Linked DNA regions of Homo sapiens: all the other regions are linked to region 3. The links are chromatin loops, found by intact Hi-C in ENCODE. Cell type or tissue: B cell. All regions are shown on one strand. Links, peaks and the distances in the headings refer to the core of each region. The heading gives the core; the rest is flanking DNA. Region 1 has its middle 130 kb from the start of DLEU7-AS1. Region 2 has its middle 51 kb from the start of DLEU7-AS1. Region 3 has its middle 67 kb from the start of DLEU1-AS1.

What was found. Hi-C counts contacts between places; a loop is a spot of excess contacts. Peaks named below come from ENCODE experiments on the same cell type or tissue, not always from the same donor. Only the 100,000 strongest peaks of a DNase experiment are listed, where the experiment ranks them.
Region 1: a loop joins it to region 3, with 9 times the contacts of the local background. A loop is called at or near these places in 17 of 110 quality-filtered maps.
Region 2: a loop joins it to region 3, with 11 times the contacts of the local background. A loop is called at or near these places in 3 of 110 quality-filtered maps.

The regions. Positions count from the first base shown.
Region 1 is chr13:50,672,303-50,679,453 of GRCh38, reverse strand. No RefSeq gene overlaps it. Among named protein-coding and RNA genes, the nearest start is that of DLEU7-AS1, 130 kb to the left of the region's middle. In B cell, for the core only: no CTCF peak of the experiment used is centred there; a DNase peak (open chromatin) is centred at 2,763.
Region 2 is chr13:50,753,510-50,760,660 of GRCh38, reverse strand. It overlaps a transcript of DLEU7 not described here. Among named protein-coding and RNA genes, the nearest start is that of DLEU7-AS1, 51 kb to the left of the region's middle. RefSeq lists enhancers at 4,159-4,268, 4,299-4,348, 4,379-4,428. In B cell, for the core only: no CTCF peak of the experiment used is centred there; a DNase peak (open chromatin) is centred at 4,390; H3K27ac peaks cover 1,132 bases.
Region 3 is chr13:50,590,947-50,598,097 of GRCh38, reverse strand. No RefSeq gene overlaps it. Among named protein-coding and RNA genes, the nearest start is that of DLEU1-AS1, 67 kb to the right of the region's middle. RefSeq lists an enhancer at 3,122-3,321 and a silencer at 3,422-3,621. In B cell, for the core only: no CTCF peak of the experiment used is centred there; DNase peaks (open chromatin) are centred at 2,041 and 3,457; H3K4me3 peaks cover 1,197 bases; H3K27ac peaks cover 3,812 bases.

The sequences.
Region 1 (7,151 bases), core at 1,064-5,063, 81 kb before region 3:
CTCCATTCTGGTTTTCTTTAACACCCCTGCTTGAACATTTTTACAAATTTCTCAGACAGGATCATAGTCTTGCTTTTTGTTTCTTGGTGTCTACTGGTGTGAAAGACAGCTTTTCCATGTTGTAAGAAAACAAGCTGCTCAATCTGATTTCAGGTCTTGTCTGACACCATATCGCAGACCACACACAAGGGGCTGGTGGTGTCAGCACTCTGCAGAAAACTTGTCATCATGTCCTCAAGTGTTGTGCACAGGGTTATTCCATAGGAGTCGGGAAAAGCCTGACAGCCATCTGAACCAAGGACTAAGGACCCCAAGGGCAGCATAGCCATGGCCAAATGTGAGCCCCAAGTGCCCCACATTGGCATGAGGACCCTCTTAAAAGGTGAGGGAACTTCTTCACAAGGATCAAAGCAGTAACACTTCTAGGAGACATTCACAGTTTTCCATGTTGGCTGAATCTCTCATTGTATCTTATGCACTAGCCAACTTGTGCCTCGAAGCTGAAGTGACGTCACGGAAAAGAACCCTCCCCAACCAAAATTGCTGAGATTGGCACCATGATTTGTAACCCAGAAGGAAAAAGCCACAGTCTCTTTCACTGTCTCTTTCGTTTGTTAGCCTGCCTGCCCACCATCCCTCCCACCCCCGGGCCTGGGGGTCACTCTGTAGTAGGCAGCCTGAAGGGGGGTGTCCTCTGTCACTCCCTCTACTTTCCTCTCTTAACAGTGAGCCCTTCCTCCCACACACACCACAAAGCCAAAAGAAAGGGATTAAAGCTGATGACACACAAGGCGGATGTGTGACCAGCTCAGGTTCTAGGGCCAGACAGCCCTGGATTCCAGTTCCACTGGGTCACTCACCACAGTGTGACCTCAAACTGGTTATTTCAACCCCCTGAACCTCAGTTTTTTCATCAACTTTGATGTTTAAATGAGGCAACACATTCAAGGCATTTAGCATGGATCTAGCAAGCTCTCCACCCCAACATCTCAGTCAAAGGGAGGCAACTAACAATCGCAGGGGTAGCAGTGACAATGGAGGCTGAGAAAAGCTTTCATCCTGTGGTCTCTCAGGCTTGCCACAAGAAAAAGAACACAGAAAATTCTTATTACCTGGAGATGTACATCCATCCACTACTTGGTAAGCAGGAGTCTAGCTATTTATAGACCTGACAGGCCTACAGAACAAATCCCTGATTGATTTGTAGCGCCTTGTTCTCATCCAAACTCTTCCACTGCAACGATGCTTCTCTGAAGAATAAACCGTCATTTGGTTTATGACATTGTCTATGTAGCCACTCATTAAAGGAAGCAAAGACCAGCCAACAATCCTGGATTCTCTTTCAAGGCCTCGTGAGTCTCCTCTGCCCTCTGGCTGGCTGAGGAGTCACCAATGACATCAGCCAGATGGCTGACACCACACATAACCCCCAGGCTGCTAAAGTTTAAAGGGTCCCTGCTTTCTCCTCCTTGGCTGTAGATGGAAAATTGGAGTCTCTGGGGGTGGGGAGTTTGAGGGAGAATCCAGCCAAGAAAGGGAGTCGGCAGAGAGAGGAGGGAGTAGTGCCAGCTATTCATGTTTCTGCGACTCGCCACGCACAGTATGGGCATTGTTTGAAATCACACAGACATTGTCCTATCCAGCCCTCAATCATATTAGCTGCCCAGCCATTTTTCCACATTAATCATTCAAACTGACATGAGTAAATAATACCACATGTGGTCGTGATGACAGTTGTCTCCATAATGTATTCATCTCAAGGTACTCATGGTTTTTACTAAAATAAAAGTGCAAGTGAATGACTTTAGAAAAATCTGCAGTCAGGATAGCAGCAGCTATCTTTATGAGGAGCGGTATAAACACTCAAATACATGCTGAAGAGGTTGAGGACAGTCAAGAGTGGTGAATTGCACTCTTAGCACTGGGAGGCCTTACGATTTTGGAGAGACATAGAAACAAATTAGTAACACTCAGTCCCCATTTCACATGCACAAGTACAGAACCACTCCCAACCCGCTCTGTCCCTTGCATTTTTTGCACAGGACTCAAGCAATCTTTGTTGAAACTGACATGATCCTTTGGACAAGCATATCCTGCCTTCCCATCTTCGCTTCTGCTTTCCTCAAATATTGAACACTTGGTTTATGCCTAGTTTTGTGCTGGATGCAGGAAATGCCGAGAAGAAAGACATAGCTCTGGCCCTGGCAGAGCTAGAGCATTGTAGGGGCTGGGACAGGAGGGAAGGAGGATGTACAAACAAACAATGACCATCCAGTGAAACATGTACATTAGTTTCAAATCCCAGGTGAACATTGTGTAGAAAGAATTGAAAAAATTTAGCCATCCTTATGGGGCATAGTGCCTGTTGATTCGAGCTTGATAAAATAAGGCCAAAATAATTCTTCCCAGTGGATCTTTAGGGATTTGGTTGAGGAAAAGCTTAGGAAAGTGTTCTCAAACATGACTATGAGAATCACTTGGGAGCACTTTTACAACTCTACCCCAGACCTGCTGAATCAACATTCCATCGGAGATATCAGAAATCTGTTTTGTAAGAGCTAGAGAACTTGTCCTGAAACCAGCCTGCTGAGCAAGTAACTATACTGGCTTTACTGAGACTATCAACTAATCTGTAAGAGTTGACTGAGATAGGAGTGAGCTGAAGCTCAGCCAAGTTCCCCTGAGTCACTGCCACTGTCACAGAAGAAAAAATTTTGAAGCATTCACACTGTGGTGAGAATTGTTAATGTTTGTTCCCTCAAAGGGCAATGTGTGAAAGAGGAAGAGATCTGCCATCTGCAGTGATAGACACTGAGCCCTGGGTCACATGCAGGTGGGCAAAGGGGATATCACACCTTTAAGGAATCTCAAGGCTGGAAGAGGACATCCAGCCTTTGCCTCCACCAAATGAGAGTCCACTCAGCAACATGCCTGCTAGATAAGGCTCTGCTCGGACACATCCAGAGTCAGGAAACTCACTACCTTCAGGGGAAATCTGTCCCATTGTCTTACAGCTCTTGCTGATTAAAAGAAAAGAAAGAAAACACCTGTGCAACTTCTTGTAACAACTTCTTTGCTTTTCCTGCTGATACTTTGAAGAATATGCCTAATTTTTCTTTCAAATATTTGGAGTCCCTTATTAGATGCCCTCAATCTTCTCTCATGTCAAACTCTCAGGCCTTTCCACCAACCCTTTTATGACAGGTTTTGAGACCTTTCTCAAGGCTTCTAGATGTTACAATCACAGCATGTAGGTCCCCACCTTTCCTTTTCCCCACAAACCAACACACAAGCTGGGCTTCTGTTGCCCATAACTGGCTTGGAGTTGCAAAGACAAGGATGTCTCCCAGGGCAGCCTGAGAAGTGGTCTCTGAAGAGGTGAATAAACTGGGGTCCCTTCCTCCATCCTCAGCATAGTGGGAACACTGGGGGAGGAGGCCGAAGTTCTTGGCTTCCTGTCATTATAATTATAGCAAACACAGGGCACAGATCTCCTCCTCTCTGAAGAAGGGCTGTAGGCCCCTCATACAAGAGTCCCAAAGGGAACAGACTTTGTCTCTAAGTCTTGGATTCCGGCCTTTCAGCAAAGAAAAAGGAACTGAATAAAGAAGTCCAGTGACTGCTTTCCCACCCAGGGCTCTGTGGCAAGCATTAATGTTTTGGGCTAGCAAAGCTCTGAGTCTGCACACAGCCCATTCCTGGGTGGCCTCTGCAGCTTGCAAACGTGTTCGCCTTTGTCTTGGGACAGGATGGTGGCTGGGAGGTGCAGGTCTACAGTCACACCATAAGTGGGCCAAGTCCTTGTTCCTGACACTGATAGTTACTAGAGGCTTGGAAGGATGGAGTAGGGCGGTGGGAGGGTGGCAGGCAGGTGATGAGATATTGGTTAGTGGGTACTATGTACAGTTAAATAGAAACAGTAAGTTCTCATGTTTGATAGTATAGAAGGGTGACTATAGATAACAGTAATATATATTTCAAAATAACTAGAAGTGAGGACTTAAAATGTTCTCAACACATTGAAATGATAAATGCTCGAGGTGATGGATATCCTAAATGTCCTGACTTGATAATTACATACTCTATGCATATAACAAAATATCACATGTAGCCCCAAAATATGTAAAAATATTATGTATCAATAAAAAAGAAAAAAATGTAACAGGGCCACCCCCTGTCACCTTGCTCCTTGACACTGAAACTTCTGGGTTGAGAACAGAGGGGCCTCCTCTCCAGAGGAGATACTCCTCTCTGAGTATCAGAATTGCTTGGGGAGATGTTGAAAATATTCTTCCCTTGAGGCAAAAGGGAGTGGGTTTGCACGGAGACGCTCTATGCTCTCTATGTGTTATTGTAGTTGGGGGCAGGTGGAAGCTGTCAAATCTCCAAGCTGATCTTGCCTTGTTGAGAACCACTGGTTCAGAGGGTACAGTGAGCCAAGTCTAAACTCAGGTGTCTCTCCTGTATGTCAAGGCATGCAATAAAAGCATCATTGTCACCACAGCTAGAATAATTTGCAGTGGGACCTCCAAAACACCTGGAAGCAAAGAAGTGAAGGCTGCTGGGACTGTCTCTTAGGACAACGTGAGCCTTTTCTGGACATTTTCATGATCCTCTGGGTCACCTTCATTCCTACACTGGGAACATGGCTGCCAAAGTGTTGTAGGTGTCCGATTCCACAGCTCTTCTGCCAGAGCAGGACTCAGGTTTTCTCTCCAGCAACGGTTACATCTAAGGCTTCCCCAAACTCATTCCCTTGACTTGGGGTCTCATAAGCTCCTCCTTATCCCAAGCAGAGAAGCATGAGCTGAAGTTGAAGGGTGACAGAGACTTATGCTCTATGACACATACTGGGAACCACCTGCCCTGTGTCCATTCCTCACTAACAAAATTCAGTTTTTGTTTAGTGTTATAGCAAGGGGTAGCCATGCCAAAAGGTTCTGATTAATGAGATATAAGTTGAGAGTTTCTGGGAAAGCTTTTGCTTTCCTAATACAAATGCTGCCATTTCCTATTTTGCATTCCATTTCTTCCCTCTGCTTTGGAAAGATCATGTGTTGTCTGGTGGGGCAGCAGCCATTTTGCAGTCATGAGGCAAAAACTTACTTAAGTATGATGAAATGAAAAAACTGAAACAAAAAAAAAAAAACTGGGCCTCTGATGGCATCGTTGTAGAGCCCTAGACTGCCTAATCTGAAACTTCTAGTTGTGTTAAATTTCTATTCTCTGTTTAAACTACTGTAGTCAAGGGCCCGTGGTGGCTCATGCCTGTAATCCCAGCAGTTTGGGAGGTCGAGGCTGGAGGATTGCTTGAGGCCAGGATTTGAAATCAGTATGGGTAACACAGTGAGACTACATCTCTACATAAAAGTTAGCCAGGTGTGGTGGTGCATGCCTGTAGCCCCAGCAACTTTGGAGGCTGAGGTGGGGGCAGGAATCACAGGAGCCTCAGGAATCAAGGCTGCAATGAGCTATGATTGCACTCTAGCTTAGGTAACAGAGTGAGATACTGTCTCCAAAAAAAGAAAAAAGAAAAACTGTGGTCAGGGTTTTTATTTTTGTTTAGTCATTTCAATCATTCATCTGTTAAAAATTGTTTATTAAGTACTTACTTTGTGTTAGGCACTGTCCTGGACAAAATGTAAGCTTCCTACTCTCATAGAGCTTATATTTTTATAGGGAAGAAAAATAAAACAATAAGTCAAATATATAGCATATCAGATAATCCTAAATGCTAATAACAAATGAAGCAGAAAACAGTTATAGAAAGAATATGTGGAAGAGCGAGAGTGGAGAGCAGGTTACTATTTTAGGCCATGTGGTCAAGAAAGGCTTCACTGAGAAAGTAACATTTGAATCCAGACCGAAAGGAGATGATGAGGGAGCCAGCCTTGCAGGTGTCTGGGGGAAGAACATTCCAAGAAAGAGAACAGCAACTGCAAAGGCCCCGAGGCAACAGGTTACCTTGTACGTTTAAGGAACAGTGAAGAGGCCAGAAAAGAGTTAAGAGAGGCCAGGGGTAGGGGAGGGGATTAAGGCGAGGCACAGAAAAAACAAGGGGCCGCAGTGTGGAGAATCTTGCAGATCATCGTAAGGATTTTTGCTTCTAAAGTGGGGAAGCTCTTGGAGAGTTTGAACAGAGGACTGACTTGATCTGATACACACTTCAGCAGGATCGCTCTCGGTACCCTGTTGAGAATAAACTCAAGAGGAATGGGAAGGTTGGGGGCAGAGTAAGGAGATCCATTTTGAGGCTATTGAACCAATCCATGGAGAAAGGATGGCAGCTTGGATGGAGTGGGGCAGTGAAGTGGAGAGGAGTAGTGGGATTCTCAGTTTGACATCAACGTAAAGCCCAAGACTGTGCTGATGAAGCAAACGTGAAGGGTGTGACAGAAGAGCCCAGGAGGGCTCCCGAGGCCTTCACTGGAGCTATCGGAAGAGGGAACTGCCATTGACTGAATCAGAGAGAACTAGGAGAGGAGCAGGCTTGAAGGGATTGGGCACTCAGCGCCGTCCTAACTGGGTGTGCACAGACACATGATGAGTCTACAGGATGTGTCTTGGTCTCCCTGGACCCGAGTGTCTTCTCTGCCTCCTTCCCAGTGCAACCTCCTCTTCCCTGTTCCTGTCTCTGGTGTTGATCAGCAAGCCTGGAACTCCTGAAAGTGCTGAAATCAATACTCTGTTCTGTCCCTTATGTTTAACTTAATAAGGCCAGAAAATGGGCCAAATGAATATTTTAGAAATGTTTTGAATTAAAAGAGTGGGAAAGCTTCTGTTTGTTCAAGATTTCCCAATGAGCTCATGTTTCATAAATTTTAAAAAATCAGTACAAGGACTCCTTGGTTTTTCATGGGAAAGAGCTGGCCCCTGAGGAGTGGTCAGCCACAAGCTGGGCGTTGATGATGACCCTTTCATGTGCACTGCCCTTCACAGCTATTAAGCATCCTGTTGTGCTTTCATTTGTCACTATTTGATTTTCAACTAAATCTCATAAAGTTCCTCTCATTTGTGAATAAGGAAACTGAGGCTTGAAATGTTCAGGCCACTTACAGTCTATCTGATTAGAAATCAACAGGGGCAGAATTTTAATTCTAATATTTGGACTCCAAATGTGCTTCCTTATTTTCTATTATATGCTCTACCCC
Region 2 (7,151 bases), core at 1,952-5,951, 160 kb before region 3:
GCCAGGCACAGTGGCTCACGCCTGTAATCCCAACACTTGGGAAGCCACGGCAGAAGGATCACTTGAGGCCAGGAGTTTGAGACCAGCCTGGTCAACATAGCAAGACCCTCATCTCTACAAAAAATACAAAAGTTAGCCAGACCTGGTGGCACATGCCTGTAATCCTAGCGACTTGTGAGGCTGAGGCAGGAGGATTGCTTGAGCCCACGAGTTTGAGGCTGCTGTGAACTATGATCATGCCAGTGAACTCCAGCCTGGGCAACAGAGTGAGACCCTGTCCCTGCCCTCCCATTGCCCCCAGCTCCCACCAAAAAAAAGAATACTGAAGTGCTTAAAAGTACTTATATTTGTAAGTGTAATTGAAAGTATTCAAAGATGTTTAATTAGCTTGCTTTATAAAATGAGACCAAATATTATTCAAGGGATCCTTAACTGTGATTGCTAAAATTTGGCAGAAGTTTTTATTTTACAAGTAAAATAGGATTTATAAGATGAACACAAAAGCCTAAATATGAATTGCATTTTTAAATATAGAGCTTGAATAAATCTAACATTGCTGTCTAAAAACCAGACCAAACCCCTGAATGATCTTTTGTATGCATAAAGTGTATACTCAAGAATACGTAAAAGACCTCATATTTAGCAATTTGCTATGGAACCAGGTAGAGCTGACACTGACTGATGAGCTACATGGGGGGTCACTATCCAAGGAATAGTAGGATCTCAGAAGGGAGGGTCCAAAGGATGGAAGGTGGCTGGCAGAGGGAAGAGAGAATTTGCAGGACTGGGCTCCAGGAGAGAAGTTCTTGCTGTGGAGGGGTGGCCAAAGAGTGTACGTGGAGATCCAGGGTAACTCAGAGAAGTCACAGAAGCCCCCTGAGTTCTTAGCACACTGAGAATCTAAAATAGGTCCAATATTTCCCTCACGGGTCACTTCTTCCACTGGGTCACTTCCTCTGCTGACTCCCTTCCTGGTGTTTTTCCACTGGGAAAGAATGGATCTAAGAGAGTGACACTGGGGGCCACCTGACTAGCTGAATAAGAAGACTACTATCACTACTGTGCCCTTCTGCCCTGATCTATTCATGATAAGGGCTAAATAAGAATAAGCCCTTACATGTGCATAGGACTTTAGAGTGTACAAAGTGCTTCATAAAACTCCCAAAACTTATTCATTTAACTTTCACTATAGACCTCTGAAGTCTTTATTTCTGCCACACATTTAGTTCCATCCCTAGTTTACACACATGGAATCAAAATCTCATAAACTTCTAAATCTGTGGGAGGCCTAAGAGATCATTGGGATCAAGCCATTCTTCCAGTAGATGAAGGAACCAAGACCCATAATAGTTAAGTGATTTTACTGAAGCCATACAGCTAGTATGTTATGTCAGTCAGATATTTTTGTGTTTGTTTCTTTGTTCCTTCCAGATATCTCTAAATGAAGCTGATAGACTAGGCTTAAAATGGAAAATATGTATATGGGGGGAGTGGAAAAGGAGGTTACAAAGATGAGGAATAAATCAACCCCTGTCTAAGGGAATGTGTTTGCAAATTGGATGAACTAGTTTGAAATGAATTTTCAAAGGAATTCCGATTTTCTTGTGGTAGCTAATGATTGAAGAATCTCAGTGACACTAGTTCAAGACATTCTCCATTGAGGATTACACATTAAAATATTTGGAAATGGGGGCTGTGGTAAGCCTAAGATGGGCTCCAATTATCCTTGCTTCCTTCTGCAATCTTCTCCCCTTGAATGTGGGCTGGACATAGTGACTCACTTCCAGTGAATAGAAAACAATAGCTAAGTAAAGGAGTGCCACTCCTGAGATTTAGTCATAAAAAGACTATGGCTTCTTTCTTGAGTATCCTCTTTCTCCTTCTCTCTCATCCCTCACTCTGGAGAAAGCCAGTTGTGTTTATAGTCAGCCCTGTGGAGAGGTTCATGTGACAAGGAACTGAGGGAGGCCTTCAGCCAACAGTGGGAAATAGAGCCCTCTGTCCAACTGCCCATGAGGCCTGGCAACCAGCAGGTAAGTGGGCTTAGAGCTGACTTCCCCCGGTGGAGTCTTCAGTGGAGACCACAGCCCCACAGCCCCAGCCCTAAGTGACTGCTTAACTGCAGCTTCATGAAAGCTACTGAGCCAGAGGCACCCAGCTGAGAAATACTGGGATTCCTGACTCACGGAAACTGTGAATACTGTGAAACTGACATAATAAATTTTTTTTACACTGCTCACTTTGGGGGCCATTTGTTATGCAGCAGTGGATAACTAATACAAGAGTGAAATAAGGACAAAAGAAACCTTAATTAACTGGTTATCTTCTCACTTTGATCAATGTGTACCACAGTCTTAAAGACACATTTTGGAGTGTTTTTAACGTTTCTTTAGCACTGTTAACAATAAGCTTCCAAATCACAAAATTCAAAAATTATCTATTTTCCCCATTAAACATGTTGCTTGCTCCAATTATGGTTAAAAATACATCTTGGGGCCAGGTGTAGTGACTCACACCTGTAATTCTACCACTTTGGGAGGCTGAGGTGGGAGGATTGCTTAAGGCCAGCAATTTGAGACCAACCTGGGCAACATAGCTAAACCTCATCTCAAAAAAAAAAAAAAAAAAAAAAAAATCTTGGTAATGAAAATAATACTGGGGACCAAGTTAGGTATAAAATATATTTCACACTTACCATATTTAGATGCAAGGTCTAGAAGAATTGTTCTGAAGATATGATGGAGTTGGTATTTTAGGTGTAAATCACTGCCTGAATCAGAGTGCTTCTCTCTTTCCTGGAGGCCACTCCTCAGCAGCTGGTTAGCCCTGGAAAGTTCTCAAGGAGCCCCTGCACTTTTGCTAACATCACATTGCTTATTTGAAGAGCTGTGGATATGCCTGAAAAAGATATAACAAATTCCTATTTTATAATCACATTTAGAAAGAGAAACATTTCCATATTCTATCCCCTACCCATCCACTCAGCCTGTGATCAAGTTCAGCCTGAAAGATGGAGGTTTAGAGGAAAATAGAAATCGATTGCAGTAACAAGCATGACGAATAGTGTGCCAGGAGAAACAAACCTAGACTGAAGGTGTGAGCGCTCGAGTTTACAAAGTCAAGTTTTGCATTGGTTTGGCTGGTGGGGAAACTCTAGAATGCCATGCAGCAGAAATGAAAAAGTAACATCTCAGAATCTCTGATCATTTTGGATGTCTATCAATAAACCTAGCATGGCAGATTAGCAGAGAATAAGTCAAGAAGAATTATGACCAGAGAAGATTAATTGAAGTCAAGGTTCCTATGACTAAATTTGTTTATATCTGGGTGCTGAGTTAGAAGCCCAACTAGTTCGTCTGCCTCACTTTTGTGTTGCTAATTTCTTTAAAAAAACAACAACAACAAAAGATCATCATTGCAGATGGGAGGCAGGACTAGATTGCAGCTCTGACTCAGATGGACAGAGCAGTGTGCAGAGGCTTGCATCATGAATTTTAGCTCCAGAATGACAAGAATAAACCAGAAATCCTGAGAGGATCCACAGACCCTCTGAAAGAAGCGGACTGCTCCTGCAGGACCTGGAAGACACTGTAAATACTGTGAGTGCCCAAACTGCAGAAGTGGGAAAGGGAAACCCTCCGCTCCTGAACACACACCCTCACTGGAGTAAATAAAAGAAGGCTTAATTTGCGGGAGAAGTTTCCAACCTTACCTGGAGCTCAGCCAATTTAGAGAGCCCAGCAAAATACAGGGGTAGAGGAAGCAGCGGGAAAGGCCCCAGGAGCTCGCTGGGTCCCCAAGCAGGCTATTCCTGCCTGGCATGACAGGGATCCTTCGGGAGGGCAGCCAGAGGTATGGGGGAAAACACCACAGGAAGAAGGAAGTCTCCAGCTGAAATTTGAAAAAATTTGAACCCAGAAAGAAGCTTCCTGGCCGGAAATCAGGGGAGGGTGCAAATCTGGTGTGTAGACTCCACAGGCAGGGGAAGAACAAAAGCTGTGTTCTTTCACAGCTGGGAGGCAGGTAGCCTGGGGCAAGTTCTCAAGCCCTGCTCGGCCCACTGCCTGGAAACAGCCTCAGGGTTGTTAGCGGGTCACAGTGAGAGGGAGACCGGCCCTCTGAATTGTGTGGGAGCTGAATGAGGCCTGTGACTGTCGGCTTTCCCCCACTTCCCTGACAACCTGCATGACTCAGCAGAGGCAGCCATAATCTTTCTAGGTACACAACTCCATTGACCTGGGAACCTCACCCTCATCTCCCACAGCAGCCACAGCAAGACCCATCGAAGGAGAGTCTGAGCTCAGACATGCCTAGTCCTGCCCCTACCTGATGGGCCTTCCCTATTCACTCTGGCAGCTGAAGACAAAGGGCGTATACTCTTGGGAGTTCTAGGGCCCCGCCCACCACCTGTTTCTCTCCATACTACCACAGCTGATGCTCTCTGGAAAGTGCCACCTCCTGGCAGGAGGCCAACCAGCACAAAAATAGAACATTAAACCACCAAAAAGCTAAGAACCCTCACAGAGTCCATTTCACCCCCCTGCAACCTCCACCAGAACAGGTGCTGGTATCCGTGGCTGAGAGACCCATAGACAGTTCACATCACAGGACTCTGTGCAGACAACCCCCAGTACCAGCCTGGAGGTGGGGAGACTTGCTGGGTGGCTAGACCCAGAAGAGAGATAACAATCATTGCAGCTTGGCTCACAAAAAGCCACATCCATAGGAAAAGGGGGAGAGTACTGCATCAAGGGAACACCCCATGGGACAAAAGAATCTGAACAACAGCCTTCAGCCCTAGACCTTGCCTCTGACGGAGCCTACCTAAATGAAAAGGAAGCAGAAAAACAACACTGGTAATATGGCAAAACAAAGTACAAAGTTCTTTAATACCGTGCCCCCCCCCTCAAAAAAAAATCACATTAGCTCACCAGCAATGGATACAAACCAAGAAGAAATCCCTGATTTACCTGGAAAAGAATTCAGGAGGTTAGTTATTAAGCTAATTGGGGAGGCACCAGAGAAAGGCGAAGCCCAATGCAAGGACATCTGAAAAGTGATACAAGAAGTGAAGGGAGAAATATTAAAGGAAATAGATAGCATAAAAAAAAGCAATAAAAACTTCAGGAAACATTGGACACATTTATAGAAATACAAAATGTTCTGGAAAGTCTCAGCAATAGAATTGAACAAGTAGAAGAACGAAATTCAGAGCTTAAAGACAAGGTCTTCAAATTAACCCAATATAACAAAGACAAAGAAAAAAGAATAAGAAAATATGAACAAAGCCTCCAAGAAGTCTGGGATTATGTTAAACAACCAAACCTAAGAATAATCGGTGTTCTTGAGGGAGAAGAGAAATCTAAGAGTTTGGAAAACATATTTGGGGGAATAATAGAGTAAAACTTTCCCAGCCTTGCTAGAGACATAGACATTCAAATACAAGAAGCACAAAGAACACCTGGGAAATTCATCACAAAAAGATCATCACCTACACACATTGTCATCAGGGTATCTAAAGTTAAGACGAAGGAAGGAATCTTAAGAGCTATGAGACAAAGGCACCAGTTAACCTATAAAGGAAAACCTATCAGACTAACAGCAGATTTCTCAACAGAAACCTTGCAAGCTAGAAGAGATTGGGGCCCTATCTTCAGCCTCCTCAAGCAAAACAATTTTCAGCCAAGAATTTTGTATCCAGTGAAGATAAGAATCACATATGAAGGAAAGATACAGTCTTTTTCAGACAAACAAATGCTGAGAGAATTCGCCACTACCAAACCACTACAACAAGAACTGCTAAAAGGAGCTCTAAATCTTGAAGCAAATCCTGGAAACACATCAAAACAGAACCTCTTTAAGGTATAAATCACACAGGACCTATAATACAAAAATACAATTTAAAAAGCAAAAACAAAAAAACCAAGGTACACAGCCAACAAATAGCACAATGAATGCAATGGTACTTCATATCTCAATACTAACACTGGATGTTAATGGCTTAAATGCTCCACTTAAAAGATACAGAACTGCAGAATAGATAAGAACTCACTGACCAACTATCTGCTGCTTTCAGGAGACTCACCTAACACATAAGGACTCACATAAACTTAAAGTAAAGGGGTGGAAAAAGGCATTTTATGCAAATGGACACCAAAAGGGAGCAGAGATAGCTATTCTTATTTCAGACAAAACAAACTTTGAAGCAGCAGCAGTTAAAAGAGACAAAGAGGGATATTATATAATGGTAAAAGGCCTTGTCCAACAGGAAAATATCACAATCCTAAACATATATGCATCTAACACTGGAGCTCCCAAATTTATAAAACAATTACTAATAGACCTAAGAAATGAGATAGACAGCAACACAATAATAGTGGGGGACTTCAATACTCCACTGATAGCACTAGACAGGTCGTCAAGACAGAAACTCAACAAGGAAACAATGGATTTAAACTACCTTGGAACAAATGGACTTAACAGATATATACAGAACATTTCATCCAATAATCGCAAATACACATTCTATTTAACAGCATATGGAACCTTCTTTAAGATAGACCATATGATAGGCCATAAAATAAGCTGGAATAAATTTAAGAAAATTGAAATTATATCAAGCACTCTCTCAGACCACAGTGGGAAAAAACTGGAAATCAACTCCAAAAGGAACCTTCAAAACCATGCAAATACATGGAAATTAAATAACCTGCTCCTGAATGAGCACTTGGTCAAAAAACGAAATCAAGATGGAAATTAAAAAATTCTTCAAACTGAACGACAATAATGACACTGAGAGGTGACAGTGTGCTGGCAGCCCTTGCAGCCCTCGCTCGCTCTTGGCACCTCTGCCTGGGCTCCCACTTTGGCGGCACTTGAGGAGCCTTTCAGCCTACCGCTGCACTGTGGGAGCCCCTTTCTGGGATGGTCAAGGCCTGAGCTGGCTCCCTCAGCTTGCAGGGAGGTGTGGAGGGAGAAGCCTGAGTGGGAACTGGGGCTGCGCACGGTGCTTGCGGGCCAGTGCGAGTTCCGGGTGGGCGTGGGCTCGGGGGACTCCACTCAGAGCAGCTGGCCTGCCCTGCTGGCCCCGGGCAATGAGGGGCTTAGCAACCGGGCCAGCGGCTGTGGAGGATGTACTGGGTCCCCCAGCA
Region 3 (7,151 bases), core at 1,170-5,169:
TTGAGAATGGTGGTGGGCAGATGGAAGGCGGAGAGAGGGGGAGCAGGGATGAAGGCACTGCATCTCCTGGGGTGAAGACAGCCAGTGGCAGTGGGACTTGTAAGAAGGGGACAGCTGTGAAGGTATTGAAGGAAGTAGAATCCACCAGATCAACAGCCAACGTGAGAGGTAAAGAGAAGGGACAGAGGCCAAGGATCTTTTTGTGCCTGTCTAACAGGGAGGATAACTACTAAAGTAGCCTCTAAATACATTTAAGAAATTAGTAAATTAATTAATAAATTACTAAATTAGCCTCTAAATTGGCTCTTTTTAATCACTGGCAGCGTTGTTTCTCAGAATGTTTTGACCTGTGGGCAATTTAAGTGGACCCAAGACCCTATTTAATCTCTATACTCTTGCTTATTACAAAAAAAAAAAAAAAAAAAAAGAATGAAGCTGTATTTATGAGACAATGAAATACATAAAATTCTAAAAGTAACTCGTGTCAAAAGCAAAAGACTAGGCACTGGGAAAGCATTAAAAACACGTACAATATGGCAGCTCAGGACCACCTGGAGAAACCTAGAATCACTAGTGGGCCCACGCTCCCATTGGAGAGGCCCCAATATTTACTCTGAGGCGAGTTGAGGTTGGTGGCAGTTAACACAAATTGAGTGCCACCATGTGCCACGTTTCGTTCTAAATGCAAATTCCTTTCCTGACCTATGTCCCCATCACCTACATCAGCTCCCCAGCCTCCTCTCTGAAGCCTCCCTACCCCACCTCATCCCAGAGGATCTTGCATGTAAGGCAAAGTGTTCTTTCCCACTTTATTTAAGCCAAGAGAGACACAGGCCCACACCAATCAGTGACCTCCCTGCTATTAGCTCTTGCCTGTGTTCCTCTGTGCATTGGTGAAGGAAGAAGCCCTGGGTCCCTATCTTATGATGTCCCAGCCTTTCCTTTGCCTGCACCAGCTCACAGTGGAGCCAAGCAGGGCTGTAAGTCTAGCAGACCCCTCACTGGAGTTGAGTAATTTGCAACCTTGCCCTGATTTAATCTGCAATCCAATTTGCTACTTACTCTCCCCAAGCTCTTATCAACGGTTTACATTTCCATGTGCCTTTTCTGTGCTGTATATCTGTGTTTTCAATTATGTCAGCCCAGGTGAATTAGCCTTCCATTGTTCAAGGTCAAACCTCAAGTTGTTATTTCCTGCCTATACAGCTAGTCCCTTTCCCCTCTATCCCTCTGGGGCAGTTTCTCAATTGTCGCTGGTGTTCCCAGATCCTATCTCCATCAGGTTTCATCTGTGAATTTAATTATGAAGCTATGCCCTATTTGGCTTATTTCACTCCATGGTCCAAACGTTTATTATGCATCCATTCTCCACAGGCACCCTGGTTCCACAGATATGCTAGGCATGCCCTCCGCAGCCATATGAAAATGAAAAGTTAGGAGTCCCAAAAAGGAACTAAATGCGCCTAATTTTGTTCATATTGTTGAGTCCCTTCACCTGACCAGCAAACCCTTTGATCCTGCACTTAGGCGCTTCCATGGCCACAGAGGGCTCTTCTAGCACAGGGATTGTACAGTTGTTAAAGCAAAAAGAAGGCAGAAAAGGCTAATCCAGAGCAACTCTTGAAAGCAGCCCCAAGGAGTCTTCCAGAAAAGCCTTGGTCTGCCTTCCTCCCAGGGGCTCAGCTCCAGCTGCACTTTACCTCTGCAGGTGGAGGCTCCCAGCAAGGCTCTGCTGAGGGCACTGCTGTGGCTCCCCTGCTCACACTTGGGGTCCTGTGGCTGAGTCTAGCCTTTCTTCCTCCTGCACACTGCCTGCCCCATCGCTTTGACAGAGGGGAGCCCCTCAAGTGCATCTTTGGAGGGGACAAGACACTGCTTGATATCCTGAAACATAAAGAGGCAGCATGCATCACTCAGCCACATAGCCCACATGTCACTTCTATCAGTGAAGCCTTTCAGTTTCCACCCTTGTGCTCCTGGCAAATGTGATGGCCCCGATGGCTCTTTGCTCAGTGTGATGGCCCCAGGCACCCTTTGCTCATCTTATGTTCACTTAAGTGGCTGACTGTCCCACGAGTAGAAGCCGGGAGCAGGAGCCACAGTATCTCAGTGATCTTTGTGTCCTCCACCTCTTACCTAGAACATAAGAGGTCCTCGGTAAGTTTATCAAATGACTCCCTGAACAAATGCACATTAGGGAATGTAAATCTTCTTTTCAGATACTGCTCTTGTCTCATCCACCAGTTGCCTTTAAGCAAGTCATTGGTTTTCAATTTGTGTGTGTGTGTGTGAACAAAAAGCTTCTTCACACCAAGTCTTACTTGGAAGACCCTGGCCCCCCAATATATAACATGATAATAGTGAAGTTCATCTTGTTCACATAAAATGGGGAGGCCGTGGGAGCCTCAGTACCACCCACTTGCCATCCCCTCAGCTAAAATCCTCCACATATATAAGTTCTTTTACTTTTCTCTGACTCAAGCCAAATCTTTCTCCCCTCGTGGCAGCTTCTCTCTGATCATCCCAGCCACGGGGGCCCTGCCCGTTTCTGAACTCCTAGGAGTCCTACTGTGTACTCTTGTAACATATACAGAGTTTGTACCAATGAACACTCACATTCACTAAGTCTTGCTGAAGGCCAAGTCCAGTGACATGCACTTTACATACTTATCTCATTTAATCCTCAGGGCAATCCTAGGAGGTATATACTCTCACTATCTCCACTTTACTCATGAGAAAATAGAGGCTCAGAGAGGTTAAGCAATTTGCCAGGGTCATATAGCTATGAACTAGCAGCACTAGGATTTAAACCCCGAGCTAACCCATTTACTGTTTCTACTTTTGATGTGCCATTATTTGATCTTTTCAAGTATATTGTGAACTGAATTGTAGAAACTGCATCTCTACTTCTTTCTCTTGTTGCCCGATTTTTAATACAATGCCTTTAGCAAGAGTATAATTAATAATTTCAGATTAACAAATTCCCCAAAGTATATTGTATCTTTCCTCACTTCTGCCTCCTCTAACATCTGTCTGGCTAGAGGCTGTCAGCTGCTGCATTGGCTATGGTCTCACTTTCTTTCTTCCCCGAAGAAAATTGTCTTTCTGAAGCCTGCAAAGGAAGTCTCCACTGCTGAAAATATTAAGCACTTTCTCCAAAGGCTGGAAGCTAAGCAGGAGTTTCACAGGAGGGAAAAAACAACAGTGACCCCCTCAAATGGAGAGGGGAGGCTCAAGACAGGAAATCGAAGGTAAGGTCAGAGCAGCTCCAGGGAGCAGGGAGATGGACTGAAAGTGAGACTATTTAGATTTTTACCATTTGGGACTCTCCCTGCAGTTTAACTTGACTACATTTTAAAAACAGCCAAGTAGTGAAAGCCCTGCTCTCTGTGAACTCTGGCCTCTCTGCCTGTTTGGGATGTCAGAGAAAGGCTGCACTTTGTGTGAGGCAGCCCCAAGGGGCCACCCGGTGGCCTAGGTGGGGTGATTGATTGGGAGAAGTCCCAGGGGCACCGCCTTCCCGCCACTGCCTTGCACCTGCACTGCGGATAAACAGAGGCTGTGGTCTGCAGGCCCCCCCCCACCCGCCCCCGCCTGACCTACCCCCAGCCTTCGCCTCCTCTGGGCCTCACCCCATGGGGCCCTCTTACTTGAAAATTAACCACAGGCTTAAAGTGAAAAGAGAAGAGGCCTACACTGGCCCAAAGCATAGGCAAGTGAAATAGACAGCAAATAGAGCCACAATAATGCAGGCACCTCTGCACTCGAATAATGCAGGCACCTCTGCACTCGAATCTTAGAATCTGTTCCCTCTCATGAAACTCAATTCCAGTTTTTTTGGCCTTTACTACGGTATATGTCACAAGATTGCCAAAATGTCAGATGGTTAACCACCTTTCATTCTGATTGCTGATTTGAAAAGTTTAAAGTTAATTGGGGATTTCAACAGAAGTCTTCTTTATCTTAAAGTATTTGAAACATTTATCTTTTCTTTGGAAATATAATAAATAGTCTTCAATACCAATATATTTACAACATACTTAATAACTAATCAAATTTTCTCTTTAATGACCTTTGCACTATGCACATGAGCAATGTCTTTAAAAACAAAACACACGCACAGGCATGCACACCCACAGAGCAAAACATGCTTTGAAAAAGGAAAGCAAGAGACAGGGAATAGACATGGTTAGGTGACTGTGCACACGGTTGTGCTTTCTGACTGAGACAAAAAACAAAATTGTTTTTAAGATATATATATTCTATTATTGTACTATGCACTAATGAAAGTTGCTATTGTTATAGATAGATACAAAAACTTAACACAAAACCCTTAGTAAGTGCTGAATTTAAAATGTTCAATGTTGCCTATCAATTTCCTGAGTCTCCTAAGACCTAAATCATATGGATAGCTTTTTGCCCTGCATCCTTTACTTCTTTCTCTTTCTTTAGAAAAATCAGAATAGATTATGCCACATATGGAGTTAAAAAAACACATAGTCTGAAGGAAAGTTGTCTGCAGAGAGAGAAAACAAATAAATAAATAAGTCTACAAATAAACCCAACAGCAAAAGCCACCACAAGTAAGTTGAAAGCAAGTCAACTAGAAAAAAATTGCAGATTGTATCACAAGGGATTCATTTCCTTTATACATAAAGAACTCTGACAAATCACTAAAAAAAACTTCAACAATCCAATGTAAAAAATGAGCAAAATAAATAAACGAACAGCTCACAGAAAATGAACTGAATGTAGCCATTTAAAGTATGAAAAGATGCTTACTCCTCTCAAATGGAAAGACTGAAAAAGAAGAATGTTGGGGGAATAAGCTTATGAGGGGTGAGAAGATATAAAACCTTTACAGAGGATAATTTAGCCAAATATGTCAAAATTGCAAATGCATTTACTCTTTGACCTAGAAATCCCAATTCTAGAAATTAATCCTATGTATGTTATTTTACAGGTGTGAAGTGACATACAACATTATTTACTACCACACTGTAATAGCAAAAAGTACTTTTAGAAATCCAAATGCCAGTCAACAAGGGTCTAGTTAAATGAATTACAGTTCAGCTCCACAATTTTTTATTTGAAACCCTGGGTTTTGATGTGGTTTGCATGTCAGAATGTTTTGAAATTTAGAAAGCTCATATGGGGCATTGAACCTTATATATCAGTCCTTGTATCAGTCTAAGTCACGTTTTGCCACCAAATGAGTTTGCTATTTGGTTCACAGAGGTTTGTTTTGTTTTGTTTTTAATTTTAGGAATTACAGACAGGAGATTGTAGGCATGCACATCCATACTACAGAATACCATACAGCTATAAATAAATGAAACCACAGTTTCTGCAGTGAACAATCTTTAAGATATACTGCTAAGTTACATTTTTTTAAAAAGATGTAAGCATTTATGTATAAATTGCATCACATAATAACGTCTTGGTCAATGATGAACTACATATATAATGATGCTCCCACAAGATTATAATGGAGCTGAAAAATTCCTATCTAGTGACATCATAGCCATTATGACATTGTAGTACAATGCATTACTCAGGTTTTTGTGGTAATGCTGGTGTATACCAACCTACTATGCTGGCCTTCTATAAAATATAACAAATGTGATTATGTACAGCATGTAATATCTGATAATGATAATAAATAACTATGTTACTGGCTTATGTATTTACTATACTACACTTTTTATCATTAGTCTACAGTGTAATTTTTCTATTTAAAAATAAAGCTACTATAAAACAGACTCAGACAGGTCCTGCAGGAGGTATGCAGAAGAAGGCCTTGTTATCATGGGAGATGACAGCTCCGTGTGTGTTATTGCCCCTGAAGACCTTCCAGTGGGACAAGATGTGGAGGTGGAAGAAATGTCCACCAGAAATGAAAAGGAAAAAAAATGTCCTTAAGAAATGAAAAAGTTTAAAAATTTTAAAAGTTGTAGTAAGTTAAGGTTAATTTATTATTGAAGATAATTTTTTAAAATAAATTTAGTGTAGCCTAAGTGTATAGTGTGTATACAAACTACAGTAGTACAATGTCCTAAGCCCTCAAAATCACTCACCACTCACTCATTGACTCACCTAGAGTAACTCCTAGTCCTGCAGGAGGGGGCTCTTTCTGCAGCTAGTCCTGCAGGTTCCATTCATGGTAAGGGTCCTGTATAGGTGTACTATGTTTTTATCTTTTATACTGTATTTATACTGTGCCTTTTCTATGTTTGATGTATAGAGATATGCAAGTACTTACCACTATGTTACAGTTGCCTACCATATTCAGTACAGTCACATGCTGTACAGTTTGTAACCTGGAAGCAACAAGCTACATCATATAGCCTGGATATGTAGTAGGCTACACCATCTAGGTCTGTGTAAGCACACTTTATGAGCTTACTGTAATTTTTCAAATTTATAAACTTTTTCATTTCTTAAAGACTTTTTGCTCAAGGAAATAGCCTAACAATGCATTTCTCAGGACATATTCCTATTATTAAGTGATGCATGACTATATGTGTTTGCTCATATAGGCTGGAAATGGCTCCAAAAAAAAACTGTATTTATTATTTCAGGAAATAGGAACTAGGAGTCATCTATGGACTATTGGTGGGAGGGAGACTTTTCACTATACATGCTTGCATATCCACACTATAAATAGATTACCTATTCAGAGTAAATGAATCACATTTACGCTTTCAGTTGCTAAATAAAGTATGTATATGGATTTCCAGTGGGATGATTAGGCATTATCCTCATAGGGATGTTCTGAGAGCCTTCATGGCATCCTATTAAGTACCAACTATGGGCCAGGCACTGAGCTAGGTGCATTGCCCAGATTACAGCTGGTCATGTGAGGTAAGCATTAATATGCCCATTTTACAGATAGGAAAACCAAGGTTCAGATAGAACCACACAGTAATAAGTGGTAGAGCTGATATTCATACCCAAGTCTGCCTGAGCCTGAATTCTATGACATTAAAGAACATTTCAAAAATAAGAAATAGGTGATTCTCTCTAGAGAATGTGTACAAGGTGTGACTAGAAAGTGAGCCTTTTATGGAACACAATTCTTGGGATGTTTGAGCTTCTGCTCTTCTCTGACTTCGCTGGCATGGCTCAGGCTATGGCTCCAGGGAAGCCCA